Regions from separate parts of the Homo sapiens genome. Here all the other regions are linked to region 2. The links are chromatin contacts, found by Hi-C in ENCODE. All regions are on one chromosome and are shown on one strand. The core of a region is the stretch at or near the end of the contact, and the rest is flanking DNA. Distances in the headings are between cores, read along the strand shown.

What was found. Hi-C counts contacts between places; a loop is a spot of excess contacts on that map. Pooled maps may share reads with other maps.
Region 1: a pooled map shows a loop between it and region 2 (7-fold over the local background). The contact joins the promoter of PIR here to the promoter of TXLNG in region 2. A Hi-C loop is called at or near these places in 5 of 50 pooled maps.
Region 3: a map of CD8-positive, alpha-beta T cell shows a loop between it and region 2 (20-fold over the local background). The contact joins the promoter of CDKL5 here to the promoter of TXLNG in region 2. A Hi-C loop is called at or near these places in 2 of 168 maps with a recorded cell type or tissue (CD8-positive, alpha-beta T cell and naive thymus-derived CD4-positive, alpha-beta T cell) and 8 of 50 pooled maps.

Annotation. Positions count from the first base shown.
Region 1 is chrX:15,491,676-15,495,978 of GRCh38, reverse strand. It overlaps PIR (pirin), which reads left to right and starts at 2,646. Exons shown (of 10, transcript NM_001018109.3): 1 at 2,646-2,789. RefSeq lists enhancers at 2,230-2,733, 2,734-3,236.
Region 2 is chrX:16,783,230-16,787,778 of GRCh38, reverse strand. It overlaps TXLNG (taxilin gamma), which reads right to left and starts at 1,313. Exons shown (of 10, transcript NM_018360.3): 1 at 1,190-1,313. The coding sequence starts at 1,291. It overlaps LOC124905250 (a long non-coding RNA gene), which reads left to right and starts at 1,513. Exons shown (of 2, transcript XR_007068398.1): 1 at 1,513-1,709; 2 at 1,816-2,119. RefSeq lists a silencer at 528-967 and enhancers at 1,014-1,746, 1,718-1,917.
Region 3 is chrX:18,422,134-18,426,991 of GRCh38, reverse strand. CDKL5 (cyclin dependent kinase like 5) reads right to left here and starts at 1,384. Exons shown (of 18, transcript NM_001323289.2): 1 at 1,297-1,384. RefSeq lists a silencer at 1,064-1,133 and an enhancer at 1,469-1,763.

The sequences.
Region 1 (4,303 bases), core at 1,397-3,896, 1.3 Mb after region 2:
TGTGCAGAATGCTCTCATGAGGGTGGATATGGGAGTCACATGTGCTCATCTTTTCTGGATATCTTTGGATGTCTTTAACCACCCAGTGTATTTATGGCCTTCGTAAACTAGCATTTATAAAATAATCAGTCCTTGACTTGGAGCCAATTGATTTCCTGGGTTCAGTGAGTCTGAGTCTTTATAATATGGAATATTTCAGAGACATTTGTCATCTAATGAATAGCAGCTACACTGCCCTGAAGGGCAAATTAACAAAATCTACAAGAAAGAATTTTTGAGTTGATGGCTTGAAGAAGAAAGAAACAAAAATAAGGAAGTGTTTCAGATGTCCATGTACTTTTTTTTTTTTTTTTTTAATTTTTGAGACTGAGTTTCACTCTTGTTGCCCAGGCTGGAGTGCAATGGCACGACCTCGGCTCACGGCAACCTCCGTCTCCTGGGTTCAAGCAATTCTCCTGCCTCAGTCTCCCGAGTAGCTGGGATTAGAGGCATGCGCCCCCACGCCTGGCTAATTTTGTACTTTTAGTAGAGACAGGGTTTCTCCATTTTGGTCAGGCTGGTCTCGAACTCCCGACCTCAGGTGATCTGCCTGCCTCGGCCTCCCAAAGTGCTGGGATTACAGGCGTGAGCCACCGCGCCTGGCCCCATGTACTTCTATAATATGTATCTTTGAAAAGAAATTCAATAAGTTTTACAGAGGAGGAAAATGGAATTCGTGAATAAAAAAGAAAAGAGTCAAGGTACCTAAATAATGTGGTTGTCTTTAAAGATTATAATGGTGTTATTTGGAATCATTTAGGGAAGGCTTTGTTCATTGTCATATCAGCATGAGTTTTCTTTATGCTTCCCAAGATTCCAAAGGTGATCAACAGTCCATCTACACACTCATATATTTAGCCACCTACTCCACATCTTGATCTGGATGTCAATGACAGTGTGAAAAGTGCTCAAAGCTTAATATACAGGGTCACATTTCTCATCTCAAAACAGGACCCTGTTACAGTGAAACATTATACGCCCTTTGTTCATTTGTAAGAATTCTTCCCTCTCTCACCTTTGTTTCTCCTCATTTTAAGTCTTCTACCTTTTCAGACTTGTTCTTTTTTCTTTTCTTTTCTTTTTTCTGCAGGGGCCTGTAAATGGAATTCCTGCATTGCTCTAACCATGTACAACCTTGGACTTAGCTTTTACCTGTAACTGGCTTCTGAGAGACAAAGAGGAGAAACGTTCACTCCTAGTACACCTATTACAGCTGCAGAGGTAGAGGAGACAGTTGCAGAACTAGTTACAATGACGATAAGAAACAATACTTTGTTATTCCATAGCACCTTTAATGTTCATGTGTATTATCTCAGCTAGCCTTGAACTGCCTAAGTAAGGTGATGAGGACGGGTTTAAGCCCCACTGATATTTTAAAAGCCCAGAGAAAAGTGTTCGTTCCTCTACTAACCTGTTCTTTTAGAGCAGGGATCTGCATACTAGGCCTGCAGCCAAAATGAGTAGGTAGCCCACTACCTATTTTTGTATAGCCAGAGGGCTAAGAATGGTTTTTACATTTTAAGTGGTTTTACATTTAAGATCAAAAGAAGGATAATATTTCATGACAAGTAAAAATTATATGAACTCAAAATTGTATGAATTTTATGAATTTATATTTCAGTATTCATAATTAAAGTTTTATTGAACTACAGCCACATTCATTTATTTACATGTTATCTATGGCTGCTTTCTTGCTACAAAGGCAAACTGGAGAATGTACATGGCCTGCAAAGTCAAAGTATTTACTATCTGGTCCTTCACAGACAAAGTTTTCCAACCTTATTTTAGAGACACCACTGTCTTTCCTTTCTCAAAACCAGGCAATGAGCCTTCTGGTGTTTAGAGAATAGAAACTGCAGCTATGCCTGTACCACTAGTTAATAATCCTAGTAATCAACTAGATCCCCTCACTGGCTTGTGCCAGCTCCTCATTCTTCTGGAAAAACTCTCCAACGCCTGCCCACTGTGTTCCAACACCATACAAACTCTTAACCAATTATCTCCCCACTAGAGTGTGCCTTCTCTTCAGGCAGGAATAAAGACGTATGGCTGCCCGTCCCCACTCCCGCACTCCTTTTCTCGCAATTCTAACTGACAAACAGCAGGCAACTTATCTATGGAACAAACGATTCTGTAGTGCTTAGAATGTGACAGGCTCATTTAATTCTCATTTCAGCCCGATAAGGCTGGCACTATTATCATCACCATCCTCATTTTATAGAGGAGGAACCAGAGGCACAGAGAGACTGAGCCACCTGTCCCAGGTCATGTCAAGTGGTGCCTCCCAGCGGTGGAGGCAGCACTGGAATCCGTGCCGCCAAGCTCCGCCGGCTGGGTGACAGGGAGACTACAGTTAAAAACAGATTTCCCACAAGACCGACCGGAGCGCCGATCAGAGCACCTGCCCGGGCCACACATTTCCTCCTGGAGCACAGCAAGTGCCGCCTAAATTACCCGAGTGAGCATCTCTTCCCGGCACGAGAGGCAGGGAGGCCAAAGGGCCGCCAAGCTGGCCTGGGAGAGGCGTAGGGCGGAGCGAGAGTGGAGTGACATTCCCGAGGGCGGAGCCCCAGGGCCTCCGAGACCCGTAGACTCCCGCCTCCCGCCTCCTCTAGGCCGCCGGCCGCGAAGCGCTGAGTCACGGTGAGGCTACTGGACCCACACTCTCTTAACCTGCCCTCCCTGCACTCGCTCCCGGCGGCTCTTCGCGTCACCCCCGCCGCTAAGGCTCCAGGTGCCGCTACCGCAGCGTGAGTACCTGGGGCTCCTGCAGGGGTCCACTAGGTGAGGGAATGCTGGCGGTCAGTTTGCAAAATCCTGCCTTCCCCAGCTCACTTTAGACTCCTAGGGGAGATAACAAGAGATACTTAAATTGTACTACGAAATTTGGTGAAAATGGTAGACGGCTTTTCTTTCTGCAAAGCACTGAGATCTAAGTACCTCATCAGTTGTTCACATGCATACAATTTAATCGTAGGAGTCTGGAAGGACCCAGACATAATCTAGATGGGGATAAAGATACTTTCTGGTTGCTTCGATGTAGGTGATGACCGGCCTGTACTGCTTTGAGTATTAAGCTCGTTTCTGCGCCTTGCAACCTATCACCCAATAAATATTTATCGATTACTATTCAGGGAGGATACATTTTAGGGTAGGCCTTGACTAAGTGGAGGGTATTGTGGAGTAGAGCCCTTCTGAATAACAGCAGCTAACATTCTCATAGCACTAACTGCACCCCTTTGAGGTAGGCGGTCTTATCATTCCATTTTACAGATAAAACTGAGCCACAGAAAACCTCAGGTCACACAGCTGATATGTGGTGAAGCTGAGATGCAAACCTAGGCTGTCTGGTTCCAGAGTCTGCTTTTTGCCAAAGCACCTCTCTTCGTTTCAGTAGGAATCTTTGAAGGAATTGGGTATATTTCACTTGAAGAAAAGATTTAAGGGATTGGGGGTACTGTCTGCAAACACTTGAAGTGGAATAGGGATAGATTATATTCCTTCTGGGATAGTCCATTAGAACCTAGACCTCCCAAAGAGGAAAAGACTTTCGAATAACAAACTCTGGCTATAGGTAAGTCCTGAAATATGAGATACATTGCCAAGAACAGCTGGTCCATGACTTGCCTATGCTCTAGGAGACTTCATGAGTAAGCTGAAAGATTTCTTGCCCAAAATGTTGGCCCTGAACTTCAGGAATAGATGGGTCTTTGAATTCAATGACCCTCGAAGATCTCTTTTAATGCCAAGATCTTCAGCATGTTCTGGTAAGAGTTAGGGACCTCTTTGTTTTTCTCCATTTTCTCTAAGGCGCCACACAAACCTGCCCCCATCTGTCAGCCTCATTGGTAGCAACTACCTCATGGGTGCTACCAGTGAGGCTGACAGATGAGTGGCACTGGGGAAGGGGTGGGAGATCGAGAGAATTCAGTGAAGTAAGAAAGACAAAGTGTTCATTGGAGATTTTTAGTAAGGGGCCAACAGAGCTGCTAAAGTCATGCTTCACTTAACGATGGGGATATGTTCGGAGAAATGCATTGTTAGGTGATTTTGTCGTTGTGCAAGCATCTTAGAGTACACTTAGACAAACCTAGCTGGTATAACCTAGGTGTGTAGTAGGATATATGGTATAGCCTATTGTTCCTAGGCTACAAACCCATACAGCATGTTCCTGTACTGAATACTGAGGCAACTGCAACACCGTGGTGAGTATTTGTGTATCTAAACATACCTAAACATAGAAAAGATACAGTAAAAATATGGC
Region 2 (4,549 bases), core at 64-2,563:
AAATAGCCCTCGGTGATCAAGCAAGATATCCAACAAGTCGAACGTTTCAGTATGTTCACCTGCAAGGAAAAAAAGAGATGGGGTTCCCACCTTCCCAGTCTCAGTCCCCGCAATTATCCATTCCAGGGCCCCGAAAACCCTGTACCCCGTTCGTTGTGCAATCTTTTTCAAACTCCACCCACTGAGCTCCAGAACAAGTGGAATTGTCCCGTTCTGAAAGAGGTCTCAATTTTCCTGTATCTAGGGAGGGACTGAAAACTCCTTGACGTGAGTCAAGTAAGGCAAGGGGAACAGTCCGGCCTGTTTCCCAGATTAAGAAAGACCCAAGGCCAGGGTCGGGAAGGCATTCAAGTTTCCACTCATCAAATTAAAAAAATAATAAATGAAAGAAAAAAAAGAGGGGAAAAAAGAGGAGGGTGGTAAATAGGACTGGGAGGACCAGCTATCATGCGATATCCCAACTCTGCAGGACCGAGGTCCTCCAGCATCGCCTCCCCATCCATCCCCGGCCCCACGTGCAGCCAAGCCCTCGGAGCCCCGGGGTCTAGGTCCCGGGGGCCGAGCGTCCCGCTCGCACCGGCCCTGCGACACTCACCCGCTCGCCTGCCCGCCCGCGCAGTGGCGGGGAGCGCAGGGGGGCGGGGGAAGGGGGGCCAAGCACACCCCGGCTCCCGCGCGGTTATCTTACTGCGCAACAGCCTAGCCTGAGCAGCCCGGGGGCACCCCGCAGCGCGCCCTGCGCACCTGCCCGACGCCAGGAGGGCGAGCCCACGACCCCAGCGAGCCCCCGGACGGCGGCGCTCAGCGCCGGGAGCACGGTGACGGCGGTGACTGGGAGAAGGAACGCCTGGCGCCCGGATCCCCGCGGTGCTGGCCGCACGTGGCTGTCACACCTGGCGCACCCCCGCCTCGCACCCCTTCTCCCTTAGAACCGCGTGCGCCCCCTGCCCTCCCTCCCGGCTTCCCCGCCGCGCGCCGCCAAACCCCAACCGTCGTCCCTTCCCACCCCATCCATCGCGGTCCCACCCCCCCCCACCTGCTCCCACTGTCGTCACCCCCGGGAGGGAAGAAGACCGGATGTTCGTCCCGTGGCTATAGGTAACCAGGGAGAGAGAAGAGGTGGACCCTGAAAAAGGGAGCCCAAACATCCCCCGGGCCCGACAACAACGAGGGCGTCCCCCTGACTGACCTTCTGCCGCGGGCTGCGTCGCCGTCCGCCCCGTCCGGCCTCAGTCGCCTCTTCGGCGCCGCCGCCTCTTCCCCGCGCTGCCTCCTCTACCCGCGTCGCCATGAGGTGACGGCAGCAGCCAAACAAGCGGCCCGACAAGGGGCACAGAATCTCGCAGGGCCTTTCGCCCCGCCCCCGAGCCCCCACGACCAATCGCCGCATGTGAGACTTCCCACGTGACCGGAGGAGGTTGGCCCCCGAGGGGACGGAGCGAGATGGGGATGGGGAGCATTGAATACTGGGCTGGGCTTCAGCAAGACCGAAGGGCAGATAGAGGCCGTGTGAGTCTGCGCGGATCGGGAATGGGACTCGGGAGTGGACTACAAGTCCCAGCAGGGCGTGCGGCCACAGCTCGCAGGCTCGGATCGGGATTGGGACATAAGGCGGCGTTCTGAAAAGGGGAGAGTGCTGCACCCAGTGTGCTTCGTGTGCATCCTAGTGGGACTTGCGGTTTCTGGGGGCGATGTCTGGCTATAGGAAGGTACTCGTTATGATCTTTCGCGGAAAGTTTAGAAATATCCCCGTGTTTGAGAAGGAGCACGATCGGCGACACATTCTTGTGTTTTTGTTTTTGTTGCCGTTCTTAGGAATTGGGCGCGAATGATTTGGGGATAAGGGAAAATACTTCACGACTTTCAAGACGGAAGGTGTATTGGCTCTTAGAATTTGAAGTTTCGTGCTCGGGCACCTGCCCCGAGCCCTGCCCCTCCACCAGAGTTGTTACCACGGTTTACTTGTCCCGAGCTCCCGCGGGATAGGTGCCGCATTCTATTCACCTTGGTTGAACCGCCCCGGCTTCTGCACACTTACTTGGCACTTCATTCATGTTGAATGTATCCTGCTTTCTCCCACCCCATTTACTCGTTTCATTACCTAAATTTTTTCAACAAACTCGGTTTGCTGAACCGAATTTTTTTTTTTATTGATATGATGTTGGGGGGGAGAGGGGAGATTTCCTCAGGAATATTCCCTATTTCCATCTGATGGAACCAGATCTCCAATGGCCGAGCTTCTGAAAGGCACAGACCATCATGAAATCCTGATATATTGTCTTAAATAATTCATTATGAGGCCGGGCGCGGTGGCTCACGCCTGTAATGCCAACACCTTGGGGGACCGAGGCGGGTGGATCACAAGGTCAGGAGTTCCAGACCAGCCTGGCCAACACAGTGAAACTCCGTCTCTACTAAAAATACAAAAATTAGCCGGGCATGGTGGTGGTGGTGGGCTTTTCTTTTTTCTTTGTTTTTGTTTTCCCAAGACGGAGTCTTGCTGTCACCCAAAGCTGGAGTGCAGTGGCACGATCTCAGCTCACTGCAACCTCCGCCTCCCAGGTTCAAGCAATTCTCCTGCCTCAGCCTCCCGAGTAGCTGGGATTGCAGGCACGTGCCACCACGCTGGGCTAATTTTTGTATTTTTAGTAGAGAGAGGGGTTTCACCATGTTGGCCAGGCTGGTCTTGAACTTCTGACCCCCTGATCTGCCCTCCTCGGCCTCCCAAAGTGCTGGGATTACAGGTGTGAGCAACCGCCCCCAGCCGGTGGTGGGCTTCTGTAATTCCAGCTATTTGGGATCTGAGACAGGAGAATCGCTTGAACCCGGGCAGCAGAGGTTGCAGTGAGCCAAGATCGTGCCATTGAACACTCCAGCCTGGGTGAGGAGAAACTCCATCACACACACACACACAAAAGTAAGTTATTCCTCAAAAAAAAATTTTTTTTTAGAGATGGGGCATTATGTTGCCCAGGCTGGTTTCAAATTTCATGATTTTCTATATTGTTTAAGTATGTATGGAATGAAAAAAATCAATAAAGTTATCTTTATTAAGGAAAGAGGCCGGCCACGGTGGCTCACGCCTGTAACCCCGGCACTTTGGGAGGCCGAGGCGGGCGGATCACCTGAGGTCAGAAGTTCAAGACCAGCCTGACCAACGTGGTGAAACCCGGTCTGTGCTAAAAATAGAATTAGCCAGGCGTGGTGACACGTGCCTGCAATCCCAGCTACTAGGGAGGCTGAGGCAGGAGAATCGCTTGAACCCGGGAGGCGGAGGTTGCAGTAAGCCGGGATCACGCCATTGCACTCTAGCCTGGGCAACAAGAGCGAGACTCCGTCTCAAAAAATAAAAAGAAAAGAAAAGAACTATGCCATTAACCCCAAGCCTTCAGAGAAATGAAAAATATTTAATTGAATTAAATGCATATCTTTTTTTTTTTTTTTTTTTTTGAGACAGAGTTTTGCTCTTGTTGCCCAAGCTGGAGTGCAGTGGCCAATCTCGGCTCACTGCAACCTCTGCCTCCCGGGTTCAAGTGATTCTCCTGCCTCAGCCTCCCAAGTAGCTGGGATTACAGGCGCGCCCCACCACGCCCAGCTAATTTTTCTATTTTTAGTAGAGAGGGGGTTTCACCACGTTCGCCAGAATGGTCTTCATCTCTTGACCTTGTGATCCGTCCACCTCGGCCTCCCAAAGTGCTGGGATTACAGGCCTGAGCCACCGTGCCTGGCCTCTTTTTTTTTTTTTTTTTAATGCAGAGTCTTGCTCTGTCGCCCAGGCTGGAGTGCAGTGGCATGATCTCAGCCCACTGCAATCTGCACCTCCCAGGTTCAAGGAATTCTCGTGTCTCAGCCTCCCTAGTAGCTGGGATTACTGGCGTGCACCACCACACCCGGCTAATTTTTGCATTTTTAGTAGAGATGGGGTTTCGCCATGTTGGCCAGGCTGCTCTCAAACTCCTGGCCACAAGTGCTCTGCCCGACTCGTCCTCTGCCCAACTCGTCCTCCCAAAGTGCTGGGATTACGGGCTTGAGCCGCAATGCCTGGCCTATCCTTTCTTTATGTCCAAGACTTTAAGGGTCATCCAATGTTCTGTTTACATTGATCTCACCTTTGCGCCAGGACTATTGTCTTTTAACTGTGCCTGCAGGCGTGGCTCACACCTGTAATCTCAGCAGTTTAGGAGGCTGAGGCAAGAGCATCGCCTGAGCCCCGGAGTTTGAAACCAGCGTAGGCGACAAAGCGAGACCTCGTCTCTAAATAAATAAAGTTATCAAATAAAAAAGCCGGGCGCTGTGGCTCACGCCTGTAATCCCAGTACTTTGGGAGGCAGAGGAGGGCGGATCACCTGAGGTCAGGGGTTTGAAACCAGCCTGACCAACATGGTGAAACCTCGTCTCTTCTAAAAATACAAAAAAAAAAAAAAAAAATCAGCTGGGCATGGTGGCGTGTGCCTGTAGTCCCAGCTACTCGGGGAGGCTGAGGCAGGAAAATCGTTTGAACCCAGGAGGCAGAGGTTGCAGTGAGCCGAGTTCATGCCACTGCACTCCA
Region 3 (4,858 bases), core at 135-2,634, 1.6 Mb before region 2:
ACATTTTGTGAACAAAACATTTTAAAACACTTGAAGGAAATAAAAACAAATTTACATCTAAGTGTCACTCACATGTAATTCCGAATAGCCTCGGTGAAGATGTCTTTTTTGTAACCCTACAGCAAGAAAGAAACAAGCTGGAAATGTTCCAGCAGATGTTACCTAAAACGATAATCCTGTTCTATACACATCTCTGTCTCCTGTTTCTGACAAACGCTCTCAGACAAATTAATTTGTGTAATCTTTTACATTAACTATATAACCATTACGTTCAAACAAACCTAATTCAGATGCACAGAAAGAAATCATTCGGTGTCAACAATACTTTCTAAAATCAGCTTAAATTCCAGCCAATTAAAATAGATTGTGCTAACAGAATACTGATCTGCAACTACTTAAATATCACAGCACCCGTCTAATCTCACTGTAGAGATACTAAGGTCAGGCTTTTCTTATTCAGGCATCTGTTCTTTAACACTCAAATGAAGCGAAAAACAAAACCCTCAAGGAAGATCTGCCTTTACACTGAAATATGTTCAGGTTATTTTTTTCCCCAACGTGGGCACAAAACGTGTCAATGCAAGGAGGACCTGTTCGTTCTGGGAGACGGTTCCAAATCCCAGAATCCGATTTCTATGAGGGTCCAAAAGGTATGAAGGTCTGAGAAGGGGCCATTCTTCTTCCCCGCACTATGCCAGTCGTGAACTTCACAGCATCGCCTGAAACTTGTCCGGGGGAGGTTGCGGAGCCGCGGGGCCGGCGCCCGGTCGCTAGCCCACCCTCGCGGGCAGCCAAGGTCAGAAGGGCCCGGGCCGCGACTGACGGCCCCTGGCGAGTCTCGGGCTCCCTCCGAACTCGGGCAGGGGGCTGGGGCGCGCAGGCCCCTCCTCGGCGCCGGCGGGAAGGGGCTTACCTCGCCGCAAGCCCCGGGGAGCTCGTGCCGCGGGAGCGGCGGGGCGGGGACGCCGCAGACCCGCCGCTGAGGGGAACCCCGCGGGGCGGGCTCGACCCGCCGCCCCTCTTTCACACCCTTTCGCCTCCCCACACCCCAAAAGACAGCCCCAGCCCCTCGGGGGAAGCCCTTCCAGAGGCGCAGGGGAGCGCTGAGGAGGGGCTACTCCGGGCTGGGACGTCCTCACCGCGTCGCCCCGTTCCGGGGGAACCGGCGCCCCCGCCCCTTCTCTTGTCCGCCCGGGGGGACTGGGTGGGTCTCCACTCTCAGGAGAAGCTGGGTGGACGCGGGGCCGATGTAAGGGTAAGAAGGCTTGGCGGGCGGGTGGCGGCGCGACTACTCACCCCGCCGAGTCCCCCACTTCTAGCAGGGGACCCCACAGCTCCTGAGGACGCCGTCGCCGCTTTACCTTCCCCAGCGGCAGAGACAACTAATCGAAACCTCCGGCCCCGCCCTCTAGCAGAAGCGAACGCGCAGCCTATTTTGCTAACTGCCCCGCCCCAGCCGGCCCGTTCGGACCAATGGGAAAGCACCTCAGGTTTTGCCCGATCCCGCCTTTACCCCGCCCCCTTCTGGTAGGAGCCAATGAGGAGGAAGCGCTTGTCCTGGGGTTCGGGCTCGCGCCGCTCGTGCTCGAGTCTCCGAAGCCGAAGAACGCTGGTTCCTTATACAAGCTCGCCTGCGCGCTCACGCGCGCGCCGCGCCTCCTGGCACGCCAGGTTTGGTTGCCCCGCCAAGCCCTAGCAACCTGGGCTGGAGAGGCTGAGAGGGGCGGGGCCCGAGCCTGGAGTCGACGCCGGGGGGTAGAGCGGGGAAGCAGGGAGAGGGTCGACGGTGGTGGGGTGGGGAGATCGTGACTGAGAAAGGGGTGGCTGCGGGGGTAGGAGGTGGCGAGGAGGCCCCGGAATCCGCCTGTCACTGCGGAAAAAAGAGGGAATCCTGCCTGCAGCGCAGCTACCCTGCCCTCCCTCCGGAGGGACCCGTGCCGGGGGCTGGGGTGGGGGAAGTCGGAGAAGAGGGGGAGAACATACTCGGGGCGGGAGCTGAGAAATACAGGATGGAGGATGGTTTATCTCTGTTGTTGGTAAAAATGATATCGAAGTCCATTGCTGCTGCTGCCCAACTGTTGCCGCTGCGTGTGCACACACACACGCACATATGCACACACACAACACACACTCACACGTACACTCATCCAGCAGCTTGCGGTCCCTTGGGTGAGTTAGGCGCAAAGACCTAGCAGCCTGAGGATTCCTTACACAGCAGCTGGGCGCGTGCAAAGAGCTGTTGCAGCAGTAGCAGCAGCAGCAGCAGCAACGACCCACACCTCCGCTTCGGTCCGATGCTCTGCCACACAAGATCCCCCAGCTGGCTTGAAAGCAATGAAGTCATCGCCCAACCAGTACAAATGTAAAGATCTTAATACCCACCATGGATCGGGTTTCCAAGGAGGATGAAGAGGTGATGAAATTGAAGGAGATAACATTTCCAATGCTACTTTTAGAAAATAAAGAAAAAAAATTTTTTTAAAAAGACATTGGGGACAAATCTATGGAAAGCTGCATAATTATTTTCGCTTTAACAAGCAAAGGAGAAAAATAGGGTCTCTTCTGGTTAGGAAAAGCACGGAAAATAGGCAGTGTATGAGGTCATAGCTGCCACCAAATTAGAAAGATGCAGTACTGTAATAGGAAATAGATATTTGGGATAAAATCCACTTAATCTATTCCTGTAGTGAATCTGGTAACAATATGTAGCAGCATGCTCAGTTTGGCCACTTGATACCAAGCCAATAGGATTTTCTTTTTCATAACGGTGAATATTTGATGAGGAAATGAAAGTGGAAGCATATTAGAAAATTTTACAGGTAGGAGCAATGAATTAGCAAAGAGGGAAAATGGAGTCAGAGGCAACAACAGAGGGCTTCGCAGAGTCTCCTGCCTCCTCCAGATGCAAAGTAACAGTGCTGTGACCTCTAGCTTCACCCACGTGGATCCAGAACTCCTGGGGCAATCACTCCATTTTCATCCCTGTATATCAGAGCCTTTGTACTAGGAATTTCAGCAGCATTACCTTTGACTCAAATGAATAATTTTTTAAAATTTTATTTAGACCTGGTGAACCGGAAGTAACAAATTAATTATCCGTATAGATTGAGAAGATGGAGAAAAAACAATAACTGAACATCTGTTAATATAGGTCCAATTTAGTATTAAGTAGTAATATTAGATGCCTTATAATGTGCCATCCCATATACACAAATATGACCTTCTGCTTAGGGACATTTGCTTTGATCTGGTTTTAAGTAGTGGTAAAGGATTTCTTGCAGTCACTTGCAGTTTAGTTAATTCGTCTTTTGGTCAAAAACTAACCTTTCTAGAAAGTTAGTAAAAGTTTAAAAAGTACCATGCGCCGGGAGCAGTGGCTCACGCCTGTAATCCCAGCACTTTGGGAGGCCAAGGCAGGTGGATCACCTGAGGTCAGAAGTTCGAGACCAGCCTGGCCAACATGGTGAAACCCCATCTCTACTAAAAATAGAAAAAAATTAGCCGGGAGTGGTGGCGTGCACCTGTAATCCCACCTACTCAGGAGGCTGAGGCAGGAGAATTGCTTGAACCCAGGAGGTCAAGGTTGCAGTGAACCGAGATGGTACCACTGCACTCCAGCCTGGGCTAGAGTAAGACTCTGTCTCCAAAAAAAAAAGTACCATGCTGCCATTTAACTGAGCACTTATGTAGAAAGAACACTAATACTAGCCAGTGAATGGATACCTGCTCTGTGCCAAGAACTTCACATAGATTTAGGGTTGCCAGATAAAATACAAGATGCCCCGTTAAATTTGAATTTCAGATAAACAACGAATAATTTTTAGTATAAATGTGTATTTTTATCCTGGATACATGTGGAACAAGGCTAGAAAACTAAATAAGGTTCTAACCATTGCCAAAAAAATTACGAAATGCCCTTCTAGGTCTAGACCTTGTAATGCAATCAGGATCTGGGAGAAAAGCTTAAGAACCAAATTAATGTATAAATTTGTAGTGTTTGTAGAAAGAGGTGAGCATACTTAGACTAAAATATTATTTGCTGTTTATCTCAAATTCAATTTTAACTGAGCATCTTCGATTTTTATTTGCTAAATCTGACACATTATCTCTAATCCTCTCAATTCTCTGCGAAATTCTCACCATTTTCCAGATGAAGAAACAGCTTGAGAACCTCCCCAGCATCGATTTGCTTTTTTGCCCTTCTAATAGAACCCCAACTCTGTTCAGGCATCCACCCGCTCCACACTACCCAGAGTCTCAGTCAATCAATGTGTGGCCTAATTACACTGAAGGAAAGAATTTAACATTTGATGGTTTGAAAGAGGTTTTCCCTGTCTACCCTGCTGGATGAACAAGGAAGCAAGTACGCTTGTTGCCACTGACAGTCATTTCGTGACTAAGAGGAAAACCAGCCCTAGGTCAAAGCCTACACACTAAATAAGGCAGAATCAAAAAATAGAAAAAAAAATTTTTAACTGGGTTCTTGATGACGTCACTGAGTTGTTTCATTAAACAAACTCTGCCCTTTCCTTGCATTTCAGACAGTTTGAGTCAGACTTTCTATTAGATGCCAGAGACGCATCCCACTACAGATGTCAGAACCTATGAGTGCTACTCATTACGGGTCTCAATAATCAATAAACAAGTGGTAATCAAGATGTAAGACATTTTTGGCTGAGCACGGTGGCTCACGCCTGTAATCCCAGCATTTTGGGAGGCCAAGGCAGGCGGATCATCTGACATCAGGAGTTTGAGACCAGCCTGACCAATATGATGAAACCCCGTCTCTACTAAAAATACAAAAATTAGCCGGGCATGGTGGCATGTGCCTGTAATCCCAGCTACTCGGGAGGCTGAG